Regions from separate parts of the Homo sapiens genome. Here region 1 is linked to region 2. Evidence: chromatin contacts called from ENCODE Hi-C or POLR2A ChIA-PET data. All regions are on one chromosome and are shown on one strand. Each heading gives the region's core, a stretch centred on a gene start or an enhancer-like site at or near the end of the contact. The rest is flanking DNA. Distances are from core to core; before and after follow the strand shown. Region 1 overlaps ALK (ALK receptor tyrosine kinase). Region 2 overlaps ALK (ALK receptor tyrosine kinase).

The links. A loop is a pair of places that touch in the nucleus more often than their neighbours do. ChIA-PET counts read pairs that join two places held with the same protein, here RNA polymerase II (POLR2A). Pooled maps may share reads with other maps.
Region 1: a loop to region 2 is called in a pooled map, with 6 times the contacts of the local background. The contact joins two enhancer-like sites. A Hi-C loop is called at or near these places in 1 of 37 single-sample maps with no recorded cell type and 5 of 50 pooled maps. POLR2A ChIA-PET finds 5 or more read pairs at or near these places in 1 of 52 experiments (SK-N-SH).

The regions. Positions count from the first base shown.
Region 1 is chr2:29,525,424-29,530,541 of GRCh38, forward strand. All of the region lies in intron 4 of ALK (ALK receptor tyrosine kinase), which reads right to left. Among named protein-coding and RNA genes, the nearest start is that of ALK, 390 kb to the right of the region's middle. Within about 2 kb of position 3,713, at least 2 of the 41 ENCODE cell types and tissues checked have a DNase peak (open chromatin) inside an H3K27ac peak, as active enhancers do.
Region 2 is chr2:29,311,154-29,316,326 of GRCh38, forward strand. The region is part of intron 8 of ALK (ALK receptor tyrosine kinase); the gene reads right to left. Among named protein-coding and RNA genes, the nearest start is that of CLIP4, 200 kb to the left of the region's middle. Within about 2 kb of position 3,763, at least 6 of the 41 ENCODE cell types and tissues checked have a DNase peak (open chromatin) inside an H3K27ac peak, as active enhancers do.

The sequences.
Region 1 (5,118 bases), core at 2,463-4,962, 210 kb after region 2:
GAATCCCTGCAGAGCTTTCTAAACATACATATGCTCATGGCCCACTCCAAGACGAGTAAAATCAGAATAGCTCAAGATGAGACTCGGGCCGGGTGCGGTGGCTCATGCCTGTAATCCCAGCACTTTGGGAGGCTGAGGTGGGTGGATCACAAGGTCAGGAGTTTGAGACCAGCCTGGCCAAGATGGTAAAACCCTGTCTCTACTAAAAATACAAAAATTAGCCAGGTGTGGTGGTGGGGGCCTGTAATCCCAGCTACTCAGGAGGCTGAGGCAGGAAAATCACTTGAACCCAGGAGACGGAGGCTGGCAGTGAGCTGAGATCACGCCACTACACTCCAGCCTGGGTGACAAGAGCAAGACTCCATCTCAAAAAAAAAAAAAAAAAAAAAAAAGATGAGACTCAATTGTATGAAGTTTGTAAAATGTGTAGTTCTCACTTGTATTACTAAAGCTTGAGACCTACTATGTTAATCGCTGAAGGTCCAGTTCCTCTTAAGAGGACTAGCATTTTAGTAGTTGCTTCAATATTACTACTTAAAGTGGGGAGGAATATGGTAAATCCAGGTATACTCAATGGGACTGGTACTTTGGGATCTATCTTGGAGAACACAAGTGGTTACTCTGAGAAGGAGGGGTTTAAGTGAAATCTGTAACCCTGGCTCTCTTCCTGCCCACTCTCCCATGACCCTGAGCAGCCTGAGAGGAGAGTGTCCCTTAGACAGACAGCCTGGGAGGCAGGGGGTTAGGCACTATCAGCACCTGCTCTGCTTGTTGATCTAATTTAAACCCACGACAACCCCGTGAGTGGCACAATTACTACCATTTGACAAAGATGAGGCTTGTAGAGATTCTGAGACTTGTCCAAGCTCATATTGTGTGTGAAGAATTTCCTCCAAGAATACTTAGAGCTCAAGTCTCCTGCCCACTGTGTGCTCAGAGAACTTCGAGCTACGTGATTGCTCCTGTAACAAGGTGTCTGAGAAATATCCCCCTGACAAGCCTGGGTGTGAGTTTTAAGGCTTTTAAAAATTACCTTTAGAGCCTTTGAATGGCTCTCTCTTTTTAGTGTAAATCACCTAGACATTAAAGGCCTTATTGTATATTTATTAGTGTGTTATTCAGACCATGGGGGAAAAGAGAGAAGCTGACTCTATGAATGACTTTGAAAGTGAGAAAAAGCTGGGCCTGAAATCATTGTGACACTGCCACTTGAGGGCATCAGTTTCAATAAATGATCACCTTTTTTATTTCTGATCTCATTTATCATGCAGGCAAGATTCGAAGAGAACTTTTGACCATGGAGGCTGAATGCCACAGGCTCTGATTTCCTCAGCTGTCAAGACTTGCCACATTGCACTGGGCTGACTGAAGTTCAACCCAGAGCAGCCTGGGAAAAGCAATCAGGTCCCTTTTCAGAAGCAAATACCTGGTGGCATCTTTCCACAGGTGCCCTGCCCTGAGACCATCTCTCGCTTGGCCTGTCTACTGACAGGAACAGCCAGGGTTCTGTGCATTAGTGGTGAAGGTATCAGTGGGCCAGTAGGGAGGTTCCTCTTTGTCCAGGGAGCAGGAGTCTGGGGTGGGGAGAATTACTTCCTGCTGCCCTAGTCCTGGATGGCATCTGAGGATAGGTTGCTGGCATTGCCAGGACAGAAGAGGGGAGCAGAGGGCAACCAGAGCTTCCACTTTAGAAGGTAAGAAGCTACGGCTGGGCAATACTGTGGTTGTCCATAACCATGCTGCAAATTAGCGGTGGAATCAGGATTGAAACCATACCTCCTGATGGCCACAAATCAATATCTTTTTGAGTTAAATTACCTTGGCACATTTCCTATTAGGATTGCTACTGGTTTTAAAGCTGGGATCTTTGGTCAGAACTGACTGCCTTAAGTAAGCGCGGCAGCTGTGTGGGTACCCAGCATGAATGCAAATTTTTCTTCACTTGGGGAGGGTGGCTGCAGATTTTAATCTAAGGGCAGTGAGTTTGAGGGTTTCCTGATGCAGCTGGGCAGCTGGGAAACAGACCTTTCCAGGGTGCCACTGTGGAGATGAGTCCTGGCTTTGCCACGAGCAGGCAGTTTTGTTTCTTAGTTTGTTTTTTTGAGACAGGGTCTTGCTCTGTCACCCAGGCTGGAGTGCAGTGGCATGATCACAGTTTACTGCAGCCTCAACCTCTTGGGCTCAAGCAAGCCTCCTGCCTCAGCCTCATGAATAGCTGGGATTACAGGCATGTACCACCATGCCTGGCTAACTAAAAATATATTTTTTTTGTAGAGGTTGGGGGTCTCGCTATGTTGCCCAGGCTGGTCTTGAACTCCTGGCCCCAAGTGATCCTCCCGCCTTGGTCTCCCAAAGTGCTGGGATTACAGGTGTGAGCCATTGTGCCGGGTCTGAGCCTGCAGTTTGACCTTCATCACGTCACATTACATCACATCACCCGCCTGGGCTTCATGTTCCCCATCAGGAAACCAACATGGAAAGGGGAGGAGGTTAGACTCCCGTATCTTCCGGGTCTAGGGGTTGAGGTCCTGCAGAAAGGCAAGGCTTTGTGCTGAGAATTTCAATTCACCACCACCCTCTGGACTGAGGCTTATTTGTGCTTTAAAATGCCCTGACAGCTTATCTTGGCTCAAGCCTGAGTTTCCTCAACGACTTCCGGTTTAAAATATCTTTTCAAGTATTAGTAATCCAAATGATTGGCAACTTCTATCCCCTTGAGGCCCAATTCTTCCCTCCACACACTGTGTAGTTCTGGTCATACATAATAAAGTCCCCAGATACCCGCTGCTGTGGGAAAAAGTCATGTGCTTCGAAAGGAAACAAGACACGAGGTGGCCTTCTGGGTAGGAGCCCTGGAGAGTGTCTCCTATAGCCCTACACGCCACCCACCATCAAGCTTGCGTTCTTGCATCCGGGAGAGGACCAATTTTACACAGACAATTGCTGCTGGATTGATCTTCTGAGACACATCAGAATGGCAGTGTGGTGCAGTGGGTGGCTCCCTAGCCGGCTGCTTCTGCTGGATCTGCCACTAGCGATCTTAGCTCAGCCTCTTAATAATACGAGCCTCAATTTTAAAACATTCACATAAGCATGTGCTGTTGCTATTCTGCTTGTGTCTTCCTTACTGGACTAGATGTTCCTTGAAAGCTGTGACCTTGTTGTCTTTGGCTGTGTCATCTTTGGCACCTGCCACACAAGAGGCACTCAATCCATGATGGTGAGATGAATGTTTGAACCCAAAAGGACCTAGCACTTATTAGTGCCAATGATAGCCAGGCACTGTGCGAGCCATTTTCCATATGCCATTTCACAGCTCACCATTTTACATAAGTATTATCCTATTCATTCAGTTCATGGGGACTTTATGGCCACTAATTTCTAGCTAAGATGTCCTATGCCTATGTGACTCTGTGATCAGCCGGGCCTAGGCTGTTTGGTAGCCCCTATTTCTCTGCTTCCTTGCTTCTCTGGTCATTCTGGCCATGCAGATGAGCAGGCTGGGCACTCATCTGTCTGTCCCCTGCGAGACTCCAGCCAAAGCCCGGCAGCCTTGGCCAACGTGGCCACTCATGCTCTGTGATTCATTAGACCTCATATACTCTGCTGCTTTCCAGGCAACCAGGAAGGCAGCAGCTGCTGTGCTTCTCCAACTGCCTTTCCCCTGCCTTCTGCCTCCGGGTGCTTCCAACCAGTCTGCTGCTCCTGCCCCACCCGTGCACGACAGCCGGCACCACCTGCTCACGACACAGTGGTTTCCGGGGAACTTGGTGGCGTCTGACTTGTCATTCCTCAGCCCACTCCTCTGAGTCAGGCTCTCCCCAGCCGACTTTATTATTACAACTTCCTCCCTCGTTACTACAAACACGGAATGTTGTTTTCCAAATAGTGGTCCCCAAACCACCGTCTCCTGTTATGAGAGGAAGCCAGCCCCATTCGTAATCATCACATTCAACATCACCAGGATATCACTGTGTCCCCCTCGCTGCTCTGAGCACTATGCTAGTGAGGTCATCTCTGACATTAAACAGAGCAAGCTTTCGGCAAGGCAAACTGCTGAGTACTGCAAATCCAAAGATTCTTGAGACTAGCAGCGACCCCATAATCAGAGAGCAGGCAAATCTCCATCCTTTGTGATCCCAAACTCTGAACAGTGCAAAGCTGGGCAAGTTTTGATTTGCTGGGCAAATGCCCTGTTCCTTGCAGCTGGCCAAGGCACCCACAAGAGTAGCTCTGCGCTGCAGTGGATGGTCCATTGATTGTCCTTTCTGCTGCCACCTTCTACCCTCACCACACAGATCTCATGGGAGGTGAGGAGGCTGGTCCAGGCATCTTTAAATCTGGAATCACTCCAGCTCATCACTAAACTCTGCCCCAGACAAAGCCATCAAGTCACTGAATTTGCCTCAGCTCAGTCCCAATTCCTCTCTCCTGCTCAACTCACACCCTCCAGAGGACAGAGCAGCTCCTCTGGTGATGGAGGCATTGCCTTGGGAAGAGGATAAGTTGGGTGGCCAGGTGGACGTTGAGGCAGGTGACCATGGCATCATGTGGAGGGAAGGCTGCCCCTGAAGGCACTGACATGGCAAGTCCCAGGGCTCATTTGTCTTGAAGGATCAAATAATCAAAATAATCGCTCTTTTTTTTTTTTTTTTTTTTTTGCAAGATTCTTTCATATTTCCCTTTCTCTTTCCCAACTCCACCCTTTCTCCCTAAGAGGCTTCAGGTCTCCTGGAAAGAGTCCAGTTTGGACCACATCACTTCCTATTTCCTCTCTCTGCCTCAGTTTTCTCCTCTTTTAAATGAGAATTGACTTCCTATATGAGCATAGAAAGGTAAAGAGGGAAAAACTATTTGCAAGGCCCTATGGCCAGTCATACCCGAGGAGTTATTTTCCTGACTATGCTACACAGGGAAACAGGCCAGGCCACACAAGAAGTGCTGAAACCCCTCTGGCACCTTTTCTCACACTCATGGGTATTCTCAGACTCCAACTCCACCTCTCCCAGCCACATCAGTGAATCCTCCCACCCGCCACCAGCACCACAATGGACTGATGCCTGAGGGCTCAGAAGCCTCAAGCAGCACTCCCTGGTCTCTGCCAGTCCTGGTAGGGAA
Region 2 (5,173 bases), core at 2,513-5,012:
CAGCACCAGGGTGAGGGTGACTCATGGGGTAGATGAGGGGCAACCATAGTTGAAGCTGACTTCAGGGCCAACCAAGGCAGAGCAGGTGCTCTTCAAAATGCACCATCTATGAGCCTAATTGTGACCTAGGGGATGGAGTGAGATCCTAAAGGTGGGGAGGCCTTGGGGCTTCCGAAAACGGCAGTGAGGGTGGGAGCTCTTCCTCTGGGTTTCTTAGAGTAGGGGCACATATGCTGCTCAGCTCTTCCTAGGGGTACCCAAAGCCACAGGGCAAACAGGGTGTAGCTTCCTGGAGTGTTAGCCACTCAATAGTAAATAATGAGGCATGTTTTTGTGTCCAAACAAATAGGTATGTTAAGGAATAAAATACAGAATTGACATTTAAGTTAAAAAAAGGGGTTTGTAAAAGAAAAGTCAGGCTTATGACGTTCTGCTCTGGGCCGTGTCACCAGACTTCCTCCCTGCCTTGAGTGACCTCGTTGACGGCAGCTGTCCCACTCCCAGGAGCTCCCCTGGGGAAAGTGGAGATGCTCTTGCATCTGGAGGACACTGTGGGCCTTGCTGGCCAGCTGTGTGTGGTCTAGGTTCCTCTCCTGAGCCTTCTCTCATTTATAAAAAGGTGACAATATCATCTTCTCTGGGGGATGGGGGCGATGTGGGGGAAGGCCCCTCTGTAAACATGTTGGGACTATATCAAGGTATGGGGTTATTGTTCTGTGTAGGTGTCTGCTGATGGGGCAGTGGAGCAAAGGGACTTTTGGCAGATTGGAGGAGGGAGCTCCCATGCCCATGCTGGCTGGGGAGAGGAGCTGGTGGAGATGGTGGACAGGGGTGGCAGGGCCCCCTTGGCTGCTGTTAAAGCATAAACTTCCTCTGACTCCAGCCACTGAGCTGGGCAACACCCCTCTCCACTGGCAATAGTTGGGAGAGGGGTGTTGCCATATTGCCAGGCTACCCAGGGCAGGGCAGAGGCCAAACCCTCCAGATTCAGGCTCCTTGGAGAAGGCAGGCTCCAGCCTTGGTCTCAGAATCATCACTAAAGTCAGATAAGAAGATAATAATAGTAATGGCTACAACAGAGTAGCAGAAACCACAGGTTCCATTTTTAAGCACCTAATTGTGTCTAGATTCAGGCTGGGCATGTTTCATATCTCCTCTCACTCATTTCTCCTGACAGCCCTGGAGAGGATACTGAAGCCGAGAACAGTGGGTCGCTATACTCAAGGTCTCCAGGCTAGAAAGTGGGGGGGCTTCCTCCAAGGGCTAAGGGACTTCAAGCCCTGTCCTTCCCACTGTACCACGTTGCCTTGGTGATGCTCCTTTTGCACTGGCCCCACATGGCCAGCTGGATTCTTCTGGTCACAGGAGATGGCGTGGCTGTTGGGCTGTGGGGCAGGAGGGAGGCAGCTCTACCTGGAGCCACCACCCTGCTCCGACTTGCTCTAGGTATCAGCATTACACTGTGGGAGCCAGAGGAGCCCTGTGCTTTCTGATAGGCCCAACATTATGTCCTCCTGGGCAGAGAGTGGACAACTTAGAGGGATCATATGCTAGCTTGGGGTCCTGACCGTGGTCTCCAATGCAGGAAGAGGCGTGTGCAGAGAACAGCATGTGTGAAAACAATCCCCAGCCAGACTAGCTGGATCTGCTCTTAATTTAGGCAAGCACTGACTCCTAGAGCTGGACTTGCTTTCTCCCAATTCAGGCACATTCTGTCACTGCAGAGATGTCACAGCATCAGATGAGATGGGGGTTGGACATCCACAGGAACTCTGCCTGATGAGTATCTTGGTCCCCAAATACCTGACCAAAGGGACTTGGGCTTAGTGAGGGAGATAGAGATAACATTACCCTGGAATCCCTCTAGCTTGGTACTGGTCCCCAACTATTTACAAGAAGGGTTTTACAAACACCACAAAGTGTAGCATTGCTTGGCCATGCATGGGCAGAGAGGCTGGTCCCAGGTGGGCTCTGATAGGGGCTTGCTTGTTCTTCTACCAGTCAGCCCAGAGAGGGGAAGTGTGCAATATTCTTCTCCCTAGATGGTCATCCGTTCTATGCAGAAGGTAAACTGGCTCCAGGAAATAACAACTTTATTTGCAATCAAGCCCATGAGGCCTCCTGGAATGGCTTCTCCTTCCTGATTTGCTAAAGTAAGTTGGATCACATGGGGCCGAGAATGAGGCCCACCCAATGAACAAACTCCATTTGAGTCCTGTAGGTGAGTGGCAGTGTCCCCTTGGTGGCTCAGGAGTTAGACCCAGTGACTACTCCCAGCCTGTGGAGAGACGAAGGGGAGAACTCTTTGTTTACACAATGGGGTGGGATTCTCTATCTGCCTGCAGAAATGAGGTGGTGGGGCTCTGAGTTAGGTGACAGTAATGCCAGTTCTGATGCTTTTGAAGCTCTCATCAACTCTCCCCAAGTTGAGAAGGTTCCATCTGTCTCCAGCAGGGCAGTGTGACAGGAAGAGCATGAAACTCAGAATCATAAGATCTAGGTTTGGTCTTGTGTTTATTAGCTGTGGGTCTTGAGGTGAATTTCATGATCTGGATGGGGAGCCCGTGATGCATAGGATCTGCTCTGGAAAACGAGTTGAATTCAATAGTTATGCTCATCTTCTTTGGCTCCTGTCGAGAGTTTGGTGGGGGCTGATAAAGGAAGGTCCCCTTCTGCTTTTGTTTTTCCTCGGTCTCATGCCATCTGATACTAAGTTTTCTTACTCTTATCCTCCTTTTCTTGACTTTCCACAGAAGATTTTGTCACTGAGTTTAATAAACTTTAAAAACACAGCAGTCAGAAAAGTTCCTCTCTTTTTCCCATCTTCAGAGTCCTATTTGCCTGCTGCCGAGGTCGGGGGCAAGCTTCAATAAGCCCAATCAACACAGCCTGCCTCTCGGCTTCCCTGCTTCTGCGTCACACTGAGAGGCTGGAGGGAAGGATAAGCCTGTTTCCAGGGATGATCACCAGCACCCTGAAAAGTCTTACAAAATCAATCAGAGAGCAATTTACAGAAAAATTCCCTGCCTTCGGGTGCCTTCCTTTGAGAAGGGCTTCAGGGATGGATGGCCAAGGTCAACTCCAGGGGCCATGGCGTCTTCTCACATCCCTCTGGGCTACATTTGCTGGTTTTAATGACACAAAGGATGGGTCCCCTTTTCTCCAGGCCCATGTAGACGTGGAAGGGGCCCGCTGGTCACCTTCTGCCTAGATCACAGCAGCTCCCCACAGCTAATCCAACCTGATTCCTTTTATTGCTAGAGGTGACGTCAGGGGTGGAAAGGTTCGGCTGTGTCCCAAGATCCCAGAGGGTGTGTGCACGCATGTGTGTATGTGTGTGTGTGTTTGCGTGTACATATGTATGTGTGAGAAGAGGGGAGACGCAACTGCAGCTCTGGCCAGGTAGGAAAACCAGCATTGAGGAACTGACCACCACAAATTGGGGGGATCCCATCTCATTTTTGGATCAAATTGCACTTCTGTAGCTCACACAAGAAAAACTGCTTCCATGCCTTGGAGGGGAAAGAAAATGAGGAAAGTCCACTTTTTCTCCTTGCAGGCCCAGAAGGCCTGAGAACGTGGTTTAAATTATTCTAGTCACAGGCAGGCTATTCAAATAAAATAGAATTTCAAACCACACGGGGCTTGTTGAGACATTCAGGCTGCTGGGGTGTGTGAAAGGCAGGGGGCTGGGGTGGTGTCAGCCGCCACTCTGCCGTGCTCTTTATTACCAGCGGCTGCAATGCCAGACACATCCGCGGGTGTCTCAAAGCCGAGGCGGATTCGAGCAGGTCTGACAGCAAGTGAGCACATGAAAGCCACTGCAAGCCTTCCCTCCCCGGTGGCAACTTTAATTATTTGAACTGGAGCTCAGAAAAATAAAAATAAAAATAACATCAGAATATATTGTAAGTGGCTCCCCAGTTTCCTGCAGAGAAGAGCTTGTGGCGGAGAGGAGGAACACAAAAAGAAAACCAAAACCACAGCGTTCTTTCTTGTTTGTGGCTGGGCGAGGCAGAGGTCTTTAAATATTCATGCCCCGTGTGTAACTGTGCAGAGAGATAGGAGGCAGCCGTGGTAGTCAGCAAGAGCAGGCTGCAGGAGCCTGGAGGGAGGAGGTGGGAGTGGGGCAGGCTTCTGGAATGCCCTGGAAGTTAGATTGGCACAAAGGCACACTGTGGCTATGCCTCCATCATGGGGGGCTCCTGACCTGGTTTCATATGCTCTCCCACCCGCTTCTCTTCTCCCCCGCCTCCATCATTTCTCATCCCTTTTCTGACTCATCTTTCTAAAAGACAAGTGACATCACGCTATTTGGGGCCACAGACAGGAGGAAAACTCTCTGCATGGGCTCAGAATGAATTTCAGTCACAATTGGCAAGCACACCTACGGCCAATAGCTCTGAAGTTTCAGTGCACCTCCAAATCACCAAGGATAGGGTTTAAAAATGCAGAGCCCTGGGCCCCACTCTTCGCGATGTCATTCAGTAGGTCCAGGGTGGGGCATTTGTTACATTTTCCAGGTGAATGTGACTGGTGAAACACAGAACTACTGGTTAACTCACTTTCTAGACTTTGCAGGAAATTCTTGAAGATGACACCAGTTCTTCTCTGGGAATCCACTGATGATTGTGGTGTCTTGAGATAGTGTACGATGACTTTAACTTCCCGGAGACCAGGACTGAGCTGGGTTTGAAGAAGGTCCTTCGTGGTAGGCATCAGCCTCAGGGCTCAGCTGGACCAGTCGCCAGTCCCTGTAGGCCTGATGCTCATCAGAGTCCTGTCCCCAAAACTCTGCCTAGTGTCCATCTTTCTGCACTCGGGCCCCATAGGCAACAGAGGCCCCTGTAGGGTTGGTGGGGTTTGAAAGCCCTGAGTGAACCTCACATAGTCCCCCAGAGAAATGCAATATCCATTTTTTTCTGCCACTGGGGTTTAGCCCGCCCGGGAGGAGGAAATCAACTTCCTGCATTCTGCATTTAGGATTCACATAAAATAAATGGTAGGGCTTACAAATCTAGAAATGCATATTTCTATTTTGGTTATTTATTTTCCTGATAAAAACATTTCTCCCAACATTGGGAATTCAAAGACCCATCAGCATTAGACAAATGGTCTGAAAACCTGAATGTGAAATCATATGAATATATATAAATATAAATAATGTGAGTGT